2 separate regions of the Homo sapiens genome follow, and region 1 is linked to region 2. Evidence: chromatin loops called from intact Hi-C (ENCODE). Cell type or tissue: MCF 10A. All regions are shown on one strand.

Evidence for each region. A loop is a pair of places that touch in the nucleus more often than their neighbours do. Peaks named below come from ENCODE experiments on the same cell type or tissue, not always from the same donor. Only the 100,000 strongest peaks of a DNase experiment are listed, where the experiment ranks them.
Region 1: a loop joins it to region 2, with 2.7 times the contacts of the local background. A loop is called at or near these places in 3 of 110 quality-filtered maps.

What each region holds. Positions count from the first base shown.
Region 1 is chr12:64,252,506-64,260,505 of GRCh38, reverse strand. No RefSeq gene overlaps it. Among named protein-coding and RNA genes, the nearest start is that of KICS2, 34 kb to the right of the region's middle. In MCF 10A, a CTCF peak has its summit at 4,187 (motif pointing right); DNase peaks (open chromatin) are centred at 4,155 and 7,655.
Region 2 is chr12:64,084,269-64,092,268 of GRCh38, reverse strand. It overlaps SRGAP1 (SLIT-ROBO Rho GTPase activating protein 1), which reads right to left. Exons shown (of 22, transcript NM_020762.4): 11 at 5,243-5,270; 12 at 891-993. Among named protein-coding and RNA genes, the nearest start is that of KICS2, 130 kb to the left of the region's middle. In MCF 10A, no CTCF peak of the experiment used is centred here; a DNase peak (open chromatin) is centred at 3,688.

The DNA.
Region 1 (8,000 bases), 170 kb before region 2:
TTAAATCTTTTTTTTTTTCTTTTGGAGACAGAGTTTCACCCTTGTTGCCCAGGCTGGAATGCAATAGTGCAATCTCGGTTCACTGCAACCTCCACCTCCTGAGTTAAAGTGATTCTCCTGCCTCAGCCTCTCGAGTAACTGGGATTACAGGCACCCACCACCATGCCCAGCTAATTTTTGTATTTTTAGTAGAGACAGGGTTTCACCATGTTGGCCAGGCTGGTCTCGAACTCCTGACCTCAGGTAATCTGCCCTCCTTGACCTCCCAAAGTGCTGGGATCACAGGCATGAGCCACCGTACCCGGCCAATGAATTTAAATCTTTGCACTGCTTTCCATTATCCAGGAGTAAATCCCACGTCCTTACCATGGCCTTCAAGGCCCTTAATGACCTCACCCATGATTACCTCTGTGACCTAATCCAAATCATTCTCCTCCTCATTTGCTACTCCCCAAACACATTGGCCTTTGTGCTATTCCTTCTAATAAACACCCCAAGCTCTTTCAGGCCCTGGAAATTTGTACTAGTAAATGTTTTTTCCCTGATCTTCAGCTGTCACTTCAAAGAGCTTCTTTGATCACTCTACAGTAGAGTCTCACCCACCTACATTACCTTTTAACGTATTTGTTTACTTGCTTATTCTTTGCAATGTGAGAATTTCAGGATGTAAGCTCCATGAGGGTTTGACCCTTCTTTGTCTTGTTCAATACTTTATCCTCAGCACCCAGAATAGTGCCTGGCACAAAGTGTTTCATCTATGTTGAAGGAATAAATGGACTAATAAAACACAAATTAGATGAGGATTAATTACTGGCTTAAGATTTCAGTATGGTTTGTTTGTTTGTTTCTTTTTTTGAGATGGAGTCTCACTCTGTTGCCCAGGCTAGAGTGCAGTGGCGCGATCTCAGCTTACTGCAACCTCTGCCTCCCAGGTTCAAGCAATTCTCCTGCCTCAGCCTCCTGAGTAGCTGGGATTATAGGTGCACACCGCCATGCCTGGCTAATATTCTTTTTATATTTTTAGTAGAGACAGGGCTTCACCATGTTGGCCAGGCTGGTCTCGAACTCCTGACCTCAAGTGATCTGCCCGCCTCGGCCTCTCAAAGTGCTGAGATTACAGGTATGAGCCACCACGTCCAGCATCAGTATGGTTTTCAAAAAAGTCAAAGTGATAGCTGATCTCCAAGCATGTTCCAAACCATACCATCCCTCACTATATTTGCATGTTACTCCTCCCATCAAGAGGTGAAGTTTGTCCAGGTGCAGTGGCTCACACCTATAATCCCAGCACTTTGGGAGGCTGAGGTGGGCGGATCACCTGAGATCAGGAGTTTGAGATCACCTGGGCAACATGACAAAACCCTGTCTCTACCAAAATACAAAAATTAGCCAGGCATGGTGGTGCACGCCTGTAGTCCCAGCTACTTAGGAGGCTGAAGCAAGAGAAACGTTTGAACCTGGGAGGCGGAGGTTGCCGTGAGCCCAGATTATGCCACTGCACTCCAGCCTGGGGTGACAGGAATGAAACCCTGTCTCAAAAAAAAAAAAAAAAAAAAAAAAGAGGTGAAGTTTGTGTCTCTTCTGCTCTCATCTGGGCTGAGCCTGTGCTATTCTGACCAGAAGAATGTGGAGGAAGTAAAGTTCTAGGATTTCAGACCCCAGACTTTAAGACGGTCTGGGTCTGGCAGCTTCTGTTTCCAAGCCACCACGTAGAGAGGCCTTGGAGGATGACATCATAGGCATGGAGAGACCACACAGAAGAGCACCAGCTGCCCTTTCCCAGCAAACTCGTGGGAAACCCAGGTGAGACCTGTAGAAGAACTGCCCATCCAATCCACAGAATTGTGAGATACAATAAAGGGTTGTGTTAAGCCTCTTTTAAGTTTTTAAGTTTTGCATTTTGACAATATAAAACAGTCAATATTTTCATTTATCATTATACAAAATTATGCATTATACCAATGTTTGCATAATTCCAAATTATTATTATTATTATTTTTTGAGACAGGGTCTCGCTTTGTCACTCAGACTGGAGTGCATGGAGTGCATGGAGTGTAGTGGCACGATCTCAGCTCACCACAGCCTTGAATTTCTGGGCTCAAGCAATCCTCCCATCTCAGCCCCCTGAGTAGCTAGGACTACAGGCATGTGCCTCCATGCCCAGATAATATTTACTTTTTTTTTTTTTTTTGTAGAGACAGGGTTTCACCATGTTGCCCAGGCTGGTCTCAAACTCCTAGAATCAAGTGATCTGCCCACCTCAGCTTCCCAAAGTCCTGGGATTTCAAGTGTTAGCTGCTGCACCCGGCCGGTAATTCCAAATTAAATAATGCACCAACATCAGGTCATTCTAAACAATCCAAGTGTTTTTGTCTATATGCTCTTCCAGCTCTTTTTTCCTATATCACTAAAATCATAATATAGATTTTTTTCCTCTTGTCACTTTGAGTGGATTTGATAATATTCCACAGTTTTCTAGTTCCTTAGAAATAGGATTTAGTGAGCTATGATGGCGCCATTGCACTCTATCCTGGCAGACAGACTGAGACCGTCTAACCAACCAACCAAATAACAACAACAAAAAAAATGTGTTTACATACAGCAGGGTCCATGTCATTCTTGTCCCTTCCCGGGGAGAGGCCCTGGGAATCATACAGCACAAACAATAGTTGAGCACACAAGAAAATCAAGCATTGGGCCAGGTGTGGCGGCTCAGGCCTGTAATCCCAGCACTTTGGAAGGTTGAGGCGGGTGGATCACTTGAGGTCAGGAGTTTGACACCAGCCTGGCCAACATGGTGAAACCCCGTCTCTACTAAAAATACAAAAATTAGCCGGGCGTGGCATCGCGTGCTTGTAATCCGAGCTACTCGGGAGGCTGAGACAGGAGAATCACTTGAACCCGGAAGGCGGAGGTTGCAGTGAGCCAAGGTCATGCCACTGCACTCCAGCCTGGGTGACAAAGTGAGACTCTATCTCAAAAAAAAAAAAAAAAAAAAAAAAAAGACAATCAAGCATTAATGGAATATGATGTACACCAACTAGACTGGGATTGTTCCATCCCTCATCCCTTCCTTCTTCCAGCCAGCCCCTAGAAGGGACTGGGGGAAAGTTTTATAAAGCTGGGAAAAGACAAGGTCTTTGGAGGTTTATTGGTTATACATCGTAGAGATTTCCAGGTATGAGTAGACCTTGGGTGGAAGAGGTTTTTCTTTTTTTTCCATTTTATTTTTCCTGGTCTTCTTTTTCTTTTTTGTTGCCTTCTACTTAGAAGGTGATTTTGACTCTGGAGACTCTGGTGACTTTGACTTTGGAATTACTGGCCTGGCACAGTGGCTAACATTTGTAATCCCAGCACTTTGGGAAGCCGAGGCAAGTGGATTGCTTGAATTCAGGAGCTCAAGAGCAGCCTGGGCAACATGGTGATGCCCTGGAGAGCTAAGGACTATAGGTTGAGCAAGAGAAAAGAATGCAAGGTCTTCTTTTTTTTTTTTTTTTTTTTGAGACGGAGTCTCGCATTGTTGCTGGAGCGCAGTGGTGCGATCCCCGCTCACTGCAAGCTCCGCCTCCCGGGTTCACGCCATTCTCCTGCCTCAGCCTCCCGAGTAGCTGGGACTACAGGCGCCAAACAACACGCCCGGCTCATTTTTAGAATGCAAGGTCTTCTTAATATTTGCCCTAAGATTCTGAAAGAGGCAAAGAGGACGTTTAAGTTTCTAGGTGGTCCACTCCTTTGAAGGCCGCAGGATGGGTGTGGGGTTTCAGGACAGAAAGTGTGCCTATAAATAAAGCTGTTAAATTTGGCGGAAGCACGAATCCTCTTCCCTTCTCTTTCCTCTTTCTACTTCTGATGGTGATGGGGACAGAGTAGACTGTGGATATGGGATTTTTCATTTGTTTCACCAACAAGGAGGGTGGGACGGAAGAAGGAGGGTGTAAATCAAGTGATAGAGGGCTACTCTCAATACTGTTTCAAGTAAGATTTATATGGGTTTTGGTGGGTTGTCCTGCAACATCTGCCATTATTTACAACTTTGTTTCTACAGGGAAATTATTCTGTCTTCCACACAGCTGACCTACAAAATGAATTTGGAAAGGATACAAAGGAGTAGTTATTTTACTTCTATTAGCAACTATCACCACCAGAGGGCATAGTTGGATTAGGAAGAGAAAGAAAGGCAAAACTTTGGTCTAACCTATGGAATATTGATTTTTTTTAATTGTGAAAAATTCATATTGAGATGTACCCTCTTAACAAAATTTTAAGTGTATATGATTGTTACCTATATGCACATTGTTGTACAGCATATCTCTAGAAAGGTCTCATCTAGCATGACTGAAATCCTATACCCATCAAACTGCAACTAACTTTCCCCTCTCCAAAAACACCATTTTAGTTTGTATGAGTTTGACTCCTTTAGATGCCTCATGTAAGAAGAATCAGGCAGTGTTGTTGTTGTTTTTGAGATGGGCTTATTTCACTTAGCATAATGTCTTCCAAATTCTTGTTGCAGCATGTGACAGGATTTCCTTCTCTTTTTAACACCTTCATTTATAGGTCAGCTATGTGGAAGACAGAATAATTTCCCCGTAGAAATAAATAATGGCAGATATTGCAGGACAGCTCTGCTGAATAATATTCCATTGTCTGTATATACCACATTTTCTTTATCCATTCATCCACTGACGGACATTCAGATTTTTTCTACCTCTCGGCTATTGTGAATAATACAGCAATGAACATGGGAGTACAAATATCTTTTCAAGATCCTGTTTTGATTCAATTCTTTTGAATAAATACCAGAAGTGGTATTGCTAGATCATACAACACTTCAATTTTTAATTTTTTGGAGAAACTTTCATACTGTTTTCCATATGGCTGCAGCATTTTACATTCCCACCAACAGTGTACACATGTTGAAATTTCTCCATATCCTCAACGCTTATTTTATGTATTTTTGGTAATGGCCATGCTAACAAGTGTGAGGTGATATCTCACTGTAGTTTTGACTTTCATTTCCCTGATGATTAGTGACACTGGGCATCATGTGTGTATGTGTGTGTATGTGTATTTGAGATACAGTCTTGCTTTGTCACCCATGCTGGAGCATGGCCCACTGCAGTCTTGACCTCCTGAGCTCAAGCAATCCACCTCAGCCTCCCGAGTAGCTGGACTACGTGTGTGCCACTACAACCTAATTTTAAAAAAGTTTTTGTTTTGTAGAGACGATGTCTCACTATGTTGCTCAGGCTGGTCTTGAACTTCTGGGCTCAAGCGATCTGCCTGCCTCAGCCTCCCAAGTGTTGGGATTACAGGCATGAACCACCATGACTGGCTCTGGGCATCTTTTTATAAACCTGTTGGCTATTTGTATGTCTACTTTGGAGGAATGTCTATTCAGATCCTTTGCCCATTTTCAAATCAGGTTATTGGTATTTTTGCTATTAAATTCAATGAGTTTCTTACATATTTTGGATATTAACCCCTTATCTGATACATGGTTTGCAAACATTTTCTCTCATTCCATAGGTTGCCTTTTCACTCTGTTGGTTATTTCTTTTGCTGCATGGAAGCTTTTTAGTTTGATGTAGTCTCGTGTCTATTTTTCCTTTTATTACTTATGCTTTCGGTGTTGTATCAGCACTGATTCTTATACTTTAAAAATTCCTTCAGGCTGGGCGTGGTGGCTCATGCCTGTAATCCCAGCACTTTGGGAGGCTGAGGTGGCAGGATCACCTGAGCCCAGGAGTCTGAGACCAGCCTGCGCATCATAGTGAGACCCCACATCTATAAAACAAATAAAAAATAAAAATTTCTGCAAACCTTCAAAATTAAATCATTTTTGCTGTCATGCTTCTATAATACATACTAACATAAATGTACATGTAAGAAAACTTATTGTATTCTTATAAAATCAACAAATTTATAATCTAAAAGTTTATTAAATTAATGCAAATTAATATCAATATGATGCATGATGTTTTCCTGAAAATACATTTCTTTTTGCAAAGTGAATATAGTAAAATGCTACAATACACTCTTGAATTCAGCATCCTTCTGTGATCATGTTCCACTTTTCTCTTTCTGAAACACTACAAGTCTTTATTTACAGGCCATGCATCTTTCTGTGTTTCACTTGGCTTGAACATTTCACTATGGTAAAGTCTACCTCTGTTCTCTCTTTGACCGGAGACAAAGTTCTCCCACTTAGGGACAAACATTGGATCAATGTAAATAATGCAAACACAGGCACTTTAAATCACAAGCATTTTATTGAAATGAAAATAAAACTTTAAATTATCCAATAAACCCCACAGACTTTCTTTTTTTAAAAATTATTATTTATTTAAAAAATATATAGAGACGAGGTCTCACTATGTTGCCCAGGCTGGTCTTGAACTTCTGAGCTCAAGCGATCCACCTGCCTCAGCCTCCTAAAGTGCTGGGATTACAGGTGTGAGCCACCATTCCTAGCCACCTCACAGACTTTCAAGTTGAAATCTAGGCCAGGCATGGTGGCTCACACTTGTAAACCCAGCACTTCGGGAGGCTGAAGTGGGAGGATCGCTTGAGCCAGAAGTTTGAGACCAGCCTGGACAACATGGCAAAACCCAAGAAAACAAAAAAACAGCCAGATATGGTGGCATATGTCTGCAGTCCCAGCTACTTGGGTTGGGCGCTGAGGTGGGAGGATCACTTGAGCCTGGGAGGTAGAGGCTGCAGTGAGCCATGTTTGTGCCACTGCAGTCCAGCCTGGGTGAACAGAACAAGACCTTATCCCAACAACAACAACAACAATGAAAAAAAAAAAAAAAGAAAAAAAGAAATCTAGAGACCCCAACTTAACCTCTGCTAATAGAGGATAAGAGGCTCAAAGTGTTTTAGGTATGCTGACCTGACAGCATGGTTTGCCTGTGTGGGCCCTGGCTTATGTCTTTTACCCCCAGCACCCACTTTCAGTTTCAAAAGTGTCCTCATTTGGACACAAAGACATACAGAGTGATCTAATGGACTTTGGGGATGGGGTAGGGGGGTGGTTGGACGGGGGGAGGGATAAAAGACTACATATTGAGTACAATGTACACTGTTTGGGGGACAGGTGCACTAAAATCTCAAAATTCACCACTAAGGAACTCATCCATGTAACCAAAAACCACCTGTACCCCCAAACTATTGAAATGTTAAAATGTGTCCTTATTTGGACAATAAAACATAAGGTTATACACCCTGGTTACAGCCATCCTGGCCTAGGGTTTTAAGATCAGTAAAGAACCTGTGCCTTAACAGTAGGAGTTAGGAAACAAAAGGGTCAGTGTCATTTACAGAACTTTTAGAGACTTCTCTCAGGAAGCATATCTAGTCCAATACGAGTGAAGCTTTGAGGGCCCAACTGAACTTCAGATATCTTGTTCAGATCTCCTTTTGTGACTCAGACCTCAGTAGTTCCCCTACTCCCCACACCCCTAAAACACCACCTCAAAACACAGGCTATAAGAAAGGAAATAAAGAGAAAGATTTCATCACAATTAGGATCCCCTGAGATACGAGAGCATATAAGGTCATTTTAGGATAGGAAGAACGAAGCTTCTCAAAGAGTCAAATTTACTCAGAAAAGCTGGAAGACAGGACAGCAGTTTTGCAACCACATGACATAATTTGGCTGATGTTGTGAATAGGGATTGCTACACAACAAAATGATTCCTCAATGACAAGTCTCAAGATGAAATCCAGTTGCCAACGTGACTCCAAATGGTTTAGTGTTAACAATGATGAAAAGATGGAATGAAATAATGATTTTTAAGGAGATTGAGAAATATTTTCTCTAAAAAATATATAAAGTGTTTTGAGAGAAAGTGTGTGTACGTGTGTGTGTGTGTTGGACCATATCCAAGAACGAAAGTGGCACACAAACTGAAATATGCTGAGATTGGTGTGTTGGAGCAAAAAAGATCATCTTGGCAATCTCAAGTCCTCATTCCTTCAGAGGATGACTATTATTA
Region 2 (8,000 bases):
AAGCCCTTTTCTTTTTTGTAAAATTCACACTAGGGTCCATAATCCAGTATTAAATGTGTATTTGGTATTTAACATTGACTTTCCCTAATAAAGCCCTTGATCAAACTTGATACATTTGCCAAACACATAATGTAAAAACTAATAGTTTAATGTGCCCATTTTTCCTCTAGTGTTTGATTGCTACAGTTTCTAAGTAAAACCTATTTATAAACTTGTCTGATTTCCAAATGCAAACATTTTTCTTTTAAAAACCTTAACAATCTAATTAAAGCCAAGCATGAGCACGACTTGAAAATGATACCAACAGTGAAAGAGCACCCTCACGTCCCTCTAGCACTATACCTGATGTCTTGTGTGCGAGTTTCTTCGTCCTCGGCTAGAAGCATTATCAGAAATACAGGATGAAAAAGAAGACGAAGAGTAAACACAGCAGAGGTACAAGGTATAGATCATAGTCTTACAATTCATTCAATATAATGAATTCCTCAAGTCATGGGAAATCAAAACTCCTGCTGTGTTTCAGAGCTATCCTAACAAGCAGACTTTAAAGAATATTTTGTGCCATCTCATTTGCATGAGTAAAAATACAACATTTTTATCAGGTTGCTTTTTAACTTTCTGTACAAATTATGGCTCTTTTTAAAAAAATAAAGAAAGAGGGCTTTCTTTTATGCCCACATAATAATACTCACATTTATTCTCTCTTCTGAAGGCACTCGACCCAAATATTCTTTCCTCTCTGACTTCAGGAAATATTATATTGATTTTCTGGGAAAGCAAAGAGCCCCAGGACAGACTTGGACATAATGACCTTCCTCCTCTTACAAGAGGCTGAGACCATTATAGTAAGAAGCATGGAGATCAGCCACCCAGATGGCTGGTGCCAGTACCTTGACGAATGTTTCCAAATCCCCATTAAACAACTTAGTATTATACTGTGAGCGGGGCCTGGACTTCCTGTGTTTCTGGGGCTTAGGGGGAACATTTGGAGGCCTAAGGGAAGGGAATATAATTACTGAGCATGGCAGAAATCAAACAATAAATGAAACATCTATAGGTCACATCAATATTACAAAACACGGGAATCTTGGGTTCCTTCCCCTCCCCCAATCACAGGGGAAAACATTCCCTCCCATTTCCCATTTATTTACTTTCACTTCTGTATCAAAAAACATACAAATTGTTTATTCACACTGCTGTTTCCCTGTATGCTGCAGCTGACATTTGTTTGTTTGCTGGTTTGTTTTAAAATAAGCACTACCAAGTAGACTCGTTAGCTATTTGGCCAAATGTTACAAACCAGCATTCTTGTTATTTGGTTTACAAGTCACACAGTAAGATACAACCGGTCATAAAGATTAGGGCTCCGGTAGATCCCCAAATGAGGAATTAAATATAACATTTTTAGGTACACATAATTTTTTTTTTTAAGTCAGAGTCTTGCTCTGTTACCCAGGCTGGAGTGTAGTGGAATGATCATGGCTCACTGCAGCCTCCACCTTCTTCTGGGCTCAAGGGATCCTCCCACCTCAGCCCAAGTAGCTAGGACTACAGGCGCATGCCATCATGCCCAGCTAATTTTTAAATTTTTTATAGAGACGGAGTCCCCCTGTGTTTTCCAGGCTGGTCTTGAACTCCTGGGCTCAAAAGATCCTTCCACCTTGGCCTCCCAAAGTGCTGGAATTATAGGCGTGAGCCACCTCACTCAGCCCAGCAAACCAATGCAAGTAACATCACATCTGTTCGATACCCCTCCAGCAGTAATGGAATTTTATTTCATGCAAAAGTAACTATTAATAGGTCACAAGTGAGAAAAATAATTTGGGTTCACTGCTTTTTCTAATTTGGGGGACATACAGGCTCGCATGAGTTATTATTTCTTTAGAACAAACTATTCCACCACCTAAATATCTGAGGATGTACTTGTTTATGCCACTGCAGACTCTCTTCCTCTCCAGTCTGCCCATTTGCTCTGGTGAATAAACCATTCTCTCTGACATATGCACATCTAGTGCAGCATGTAGTATATTTAGAAACTGTGACATCTTGCCCTGTGACTGCAGAGAGGGAACCTCTTCTGCTCTCTCCCTTTAGTGGAAAGAAGGCCAGAATTACCTGACTCAACTTCTACTACTGTGCTGAATGAAATACATGGAAGGAGAGCCCTGAGACCTGTCTCTGGATGTTTTAATGTAAAACTCCTTTTTAACTGCAAGACTTATAGGAGGATACACACCACACCAGGAAATTGTGTAAAGCCCTTCATTAAGCTTCAGACTCTAGGAAAATTTATCTTTTTTAGTTCATTTAGCTTAAGTTCAGAAAGTCTGGTTCATATACCAGATCCCAAGAAGTTACGTGGAAGCCTGACTAGCTTCCTTAGACACTATCATGTATGGAAACAAACCTACTGGTACAGCCTTCCACAGCTAAATTCTAAGACCCTCCCAGCAGATGGGCTCATATGATGAACAAGGTGCACAGCAAGCAGCACCTGAAGTTCTACAGTGCTGGCGAGGTTAAAAGAAGCCTTTGCAAGTGTCTAGGAGAGAATATGGAAACTTCTACCAGGCAACATGTCATCTCCTGCCACGGATGAAATTTCTGAGATCTCTTTTATACACTGAGTTCTGGCCATTCATGGAGGAAATAATCTGATAGGAGTAAAAAGAACAAAACAACCAACCACCAAAGCATTTAACCCTACATACTTGATTTCATCCACTCCTTTCACTATTTTAAAAGTGTTTTAAAGTGTGGATTTCATTTTTATTCAGGTACGGGGAGGCCAACGTTCAGGAGACAACTACCACTGAAAAGATAGTTTGTTAAAGAGTTGGGGATGTGCCCCACCACCAGGGAGGCCACAGAAGGAAGCACCGGGGTGGGTCAGGAGGCAGAAGGCACAAAGGAAAATGTGGGCAGGAGTCTTTATTGTGGTTCCCACTGGAGGGAATGGGAGAAGCTGGGCAAGCAGGTTTAGAATAGGCTAGTTGGAATGATTCCAGTGGGCTTTGGGGCATAGGGACTATCCCTAAGTTGTCCTATACCTGGCCTTGGGGTGATTAGGGAAGGGGAATAGTGGCCGTGAGTGTCAGAACCATGAAGGAGGTGGTTGGAGGTAGGTCGTCTGGATCACCTGGCTTGCATACAAAAGGCACACTTGGCAAGCCAGTTCTTACTACTACTGCTAGGAATTGGCTAATCCCGGGAGGGGCAGTACTTCTGGGGTCAGAAAGTCCCCAATATACCAAAGCATTAAAAAACTAGAAAATGTGGTTATTACAATAAGGTCCAAGAGAGCTTCACATCTGGTGATATCTGGAGAAGCTGACAAAGCTAAGCAGATTAGAATTTTGTTTGGTCACTGATTCACGGAGCAAGCCAATCTTGTAGACGGAGCCAAAAACCTCCAATGCACTGAATCATTGTCCCCGCATGACTGGGAGACGCAGGGTAATGCTGGCTAATGGAGGGATATCTTTTGAGTCTTCTATGAAAGGCCTGAAAATCACCTCTGTAGGATTCTATAGTACGGTAAATATGAACGCATGCAAGTTGTGAGAGGAACCTGGAATGAAAACGAATTGCCTCAGTGCTTATCAAAGTAATTTCCATGGCAGAGGTCTGATGATTCTTGCTCTGCTACACCCACATCAAGTGAACAGAGCCAGGGACGTTCAACATTCCAATTGCGTGACTCATTCTGATTCTGTGGCTACCACATGACTTCCTGATAATTTGGTTTCCTACAGAGGATGCCCACATGAGAGGAAGTACTGGTCAGGTTGATGTGAATATCTAGTCTATTTGGCAATTATAGCTCTCATGGCAAATTAATATATTTCCATTTCTGCTTTTTAAAAAAATCTCTTTTTTTGAAGTGCCTTACAGTAATTATAATTGAGAAACAACAGGTAAAATAATTGATAGTGCAAGGAGATGCTATAGGTGAAAAACATCTCTATAAGCTGCATATTACCAGGTCGAGGTAATAGTCTTCTTTTTCACTGACACAGTGAAGAAAAACCTCAGTGTTTTTTTCTTTTGTTAGGTTTGGAAAAGTCAGGAGCTGTATCTTTCTAGTTGGTTTACCATGAAGTACGAGGGGCTTCCTTATGAATAAGCTGCCCAGCAATAACATTATAGATCCTTGAAAGTCAACTTGCCAATTACTGCAGCAGATATACCAGTGTTCTAAATGCGTCTTATTTCAAAGAGAACTCAATTTCAAAAATGCAACATCTTGCTATGCTAATTAGATAATTTCTGTCTGTTGCACAAATGGTGACATAGAAAAATAAAAGTTGCCACAAACTTTCCCGAACCCAAATCAGAATCTGCTGCCCAAATGGCTTTCCTTTCTTGTAGTAGCTTCACAATCCTCCCCTGAATGAAGAAAGTACAATATGGGAGTATGTGTTAAAAGTTAAATGTTTAAAGTGAATCAAAATGGAGAATATATAGACAGCTAAAATCCTAAAGATATTCAATATAGCTCAAATTTTTATTTTTATTTTTTATTTTTATTTTTTGAGATGGAGTCTCGCTCTTGCCCAGGCTGGAGTGTGGTGGCGCAATCTTGGCTCACTGCAACCTCCGCCTGCCGGGTTCAAGTGATTTTCCTGCCCCAGCCTCCTGAGTAGCTGGGATTACAGGCGCACACCACCACGCCCGGCTAATTTTTTGGTATTTTTAGTAGAGACAGGGTTTCACCACATTGGCCAGGCTGGTCGTGAGCTCCTGACCTCAGGTGATCCACCCGCCTCAGTCTCCCAAAGTGCTGGGATTACAGGCTGAGCCACTGCACCCGGCCAGCTCTAATGTTTATATGACTAAAGGAAAATAGGAACAGAAAATAATTGTACTTTCTACTTACTTATGCAGTAGATGTACACGTCGTATTTTTTTTTTAATTAAACTATCAAATCAAAAGTCCTGTCACGCTATTTAGAAACAGTTAAAGTATTCTGGATTAGATAAACCAAGCCGGTTTAACTTAGGTTTTTGTTACTGTCTCTGCCTATTAAAGAGCTTTACAATTCCAGAGGGAAACAAAAATAAGCTAGAACATACCTAGTCTTGTAAGAAGCCCAAACATTTCATGTTGCTATGCTTTGTCAAGCCAAAACTATCTCCCGTATTCATTAACAAAATGTTAATTCTTTCAGCATTGAAATGGTTGCTTCTTGTTAAAGAGAAAGTAAAATACGCTATAAGTTATGATAAAATATTTTCCTACCTTGTAGTCATATATTCAGCTCTATGACCTGCAGGAAAAAAATTTAAAGTAAGTAAACTGAAAGGAATCAGCAGAGTGTATGTGGTACTCTTTTGTATCTCCTATCCGGTATTTTAAAACACTGAGTTTGTAATAACTTACACGTTTTTATGGCAGAAAACATGAGGATAGCATATGAAGATAGACACATAATTCAGTGTAAACATTTCATAAAATCTATACATAAAATTTAATAAATTCTATAGATTTGAGAATCATGTTTCACTTGGCAATTTGAGGCTGTGTTTTTTTTTTTTTTTTTTTTCAGAAAAGAAACAAGAATAGCTGCTTGATCATAACTGTAAGCCCAAAAATGAAATACAAATAAGACATATCCAAGATTTAGATGTTAGTTATTCTCTCTGTTTTGACTGACACTTGTTAGCGAGAAGGATGGGTTCAAATACAGTTGGGAGGGTTCAATTTTCCTTAGACTAAGTTGGTGTTCTTTCTATAATATGAATCAGGGGACTGGAGAGAAGCTGTATTCTGTAATCAGAAATGACATTTGCGAATATTAAAGTACAAGGACATTAAATGATACTACATTCCACCAACTTGTAAGCTAAAAGCCTTTCACAGAGTTCTCTGTCCATTAAAACATCAACTTCTTATACATTTGGGTTTCTTGACTTGTTTTAAGTAACAGGGCTGAATTTTTGTAGGGCTCCGACAATCTGCAATAATTTCAAGTTTGCATGTGTTTATCGGTTGCTTTGTACATTTAGGGCGGAGTAGTGGGAAGGAATGTGGGAAACATTGAACCATTCAGCTGGTTTGTTTGCAAAATAATGACATGGTCCTGAAACAGCTTGAAAATATAGCTGGCAGGGGATGGTCACGTTGCAGCACAAACAGCTAAGCTCAGCCTATCATATCATAATGCAGTGATTCAGATTTCTAGGGCAAGGCCAACATGACAATGGTAAAGAAAGCTGGCTTGTTGGGAATGGTGAACCAACACTTCCAGGCTGCAGTAGAGCCTTTGACTCTATTATCTCCTCTTGAATAACAAATAACATAAAGGATTTGGTTAATATCTATTGATTAAATAGGGTGAAACAGTTAAAATCTGAGACTACCTTTCTTCACATAGGGCCAGGCCACAGTAAAAATGTTGGCAGAATGAGTTCATGGACATGACTTGAAGTGGGGATGAAGGGAAGGGAAGAATCTCCTCTTCCTCCTCTTCCCAGTTCTACTTATTTAAGTTATAAGTCCCTTCCTTTTGCTGGCCTTCTGCTACCTTGGAGGAGAAGAAAAAGGTGAAGGTGTACATAGAACTTCAGAATAATTTATAGCTATTCATGAATGGGAGTGAAGGTCTACTGAGAAGTAGAGTGGGCAGATGGTGAGCTGACTGTGGTATGTGGTGCCTTATGGGATATCCTAATGGCAGTGTTCGGCAGCAAGCTGGCTATACAGGGTTAGAGCACAGAGAAAAGACAGGGCTGGAGATAAAGATGTGAGAGTCACCACCATTTAGGTTGTGTTGGGTCCATACGAGCCACGTAAGATCACCCAGTGTGAGGCAGTAGAATGTGCAAAGGGTTGAGGGTAGAGAAACTGTCTGGCTTGTGTTGTATTATGTTGTTATGTTGCATACTTTATGACAGCATTAAGTCTAATTAGGTATGATGCAATATATATTAGTAACAACAATAAAAACAGCAATGATGTCTAATATTTATTAGACACCATTATAAGCACTTTATATTACATATATTAACTCACAATTTTCACAACGACTTTATGAGGTAGCTTCTATTGTTATCCTTATTTTACAGAAAAGACTGAGCATATAGAAAAGTGACTTGCCCAAGGTCACGCTATTAGTATGGGGTGGGTGTGGCACTCAGGTCCAAGTTTGTTTTAATCCCAGTCCTGAGATCCCAGGAACTATAATGTACTAGCTCCCAAGCACTATAATGTACCACCTTTAAAAACGTAAGTCTTTTTTCCTGGCAAATACTTTGAAAGATCCTAGAAGAAAGGTAGGTATTATGGCTTACAATTCTGTCTGCCTCATATGCCTAAAGCCAAATACAAAATACTGAATATTTAAATAAATTTAATAAATTCTATAAATATGTACATTATTAAATTAATATCTATAAATGTAAATTTAATAACATAGGTAATCACTTTCAAGTGATTCAATAATGATGCCAATGAGAATTCCTTAGAAATGAAATGTGTTATAACTTTGAAATTCTGCTATTTTTGTAACAATATCCTAACAAATTATTCCCTAGATTTAGAAAATGATATGTAAAATGCTTAAAATTATTTTGCTCCATCCATCCATAGTTAATAGTATGAGATAAAAAATTAAAAACCTATAAAAGATACATTTTGAATAATGAACCAAGAGCGTGCTTTGCAAGAACTATGATTCACAGTATAACCACACTACCACATCCATCGTTTTTTCAGCTAATAGTCCTGAGTGTGTCTCAACTGATGAATGAGGTTTTATTTTTTAATCAGTATCATCATTAATAGATCAATAACACACAAGCTTAGAAGACTCTTCTTCCCAGAGAAATGTGAAAGCTTCCAGCAGTCTGAGGATTAGATTTCAATCATTTTCTTTGGAAAGCTACTTAATTATTAAAAACAACGGACCACTCCTTCCCCTCGCCACACCCCCCAACATATAAGCCATTTTGAAGGAAAAAAATAACCCAGGCTTAACTTGTTCTTGGTTCAAACATTT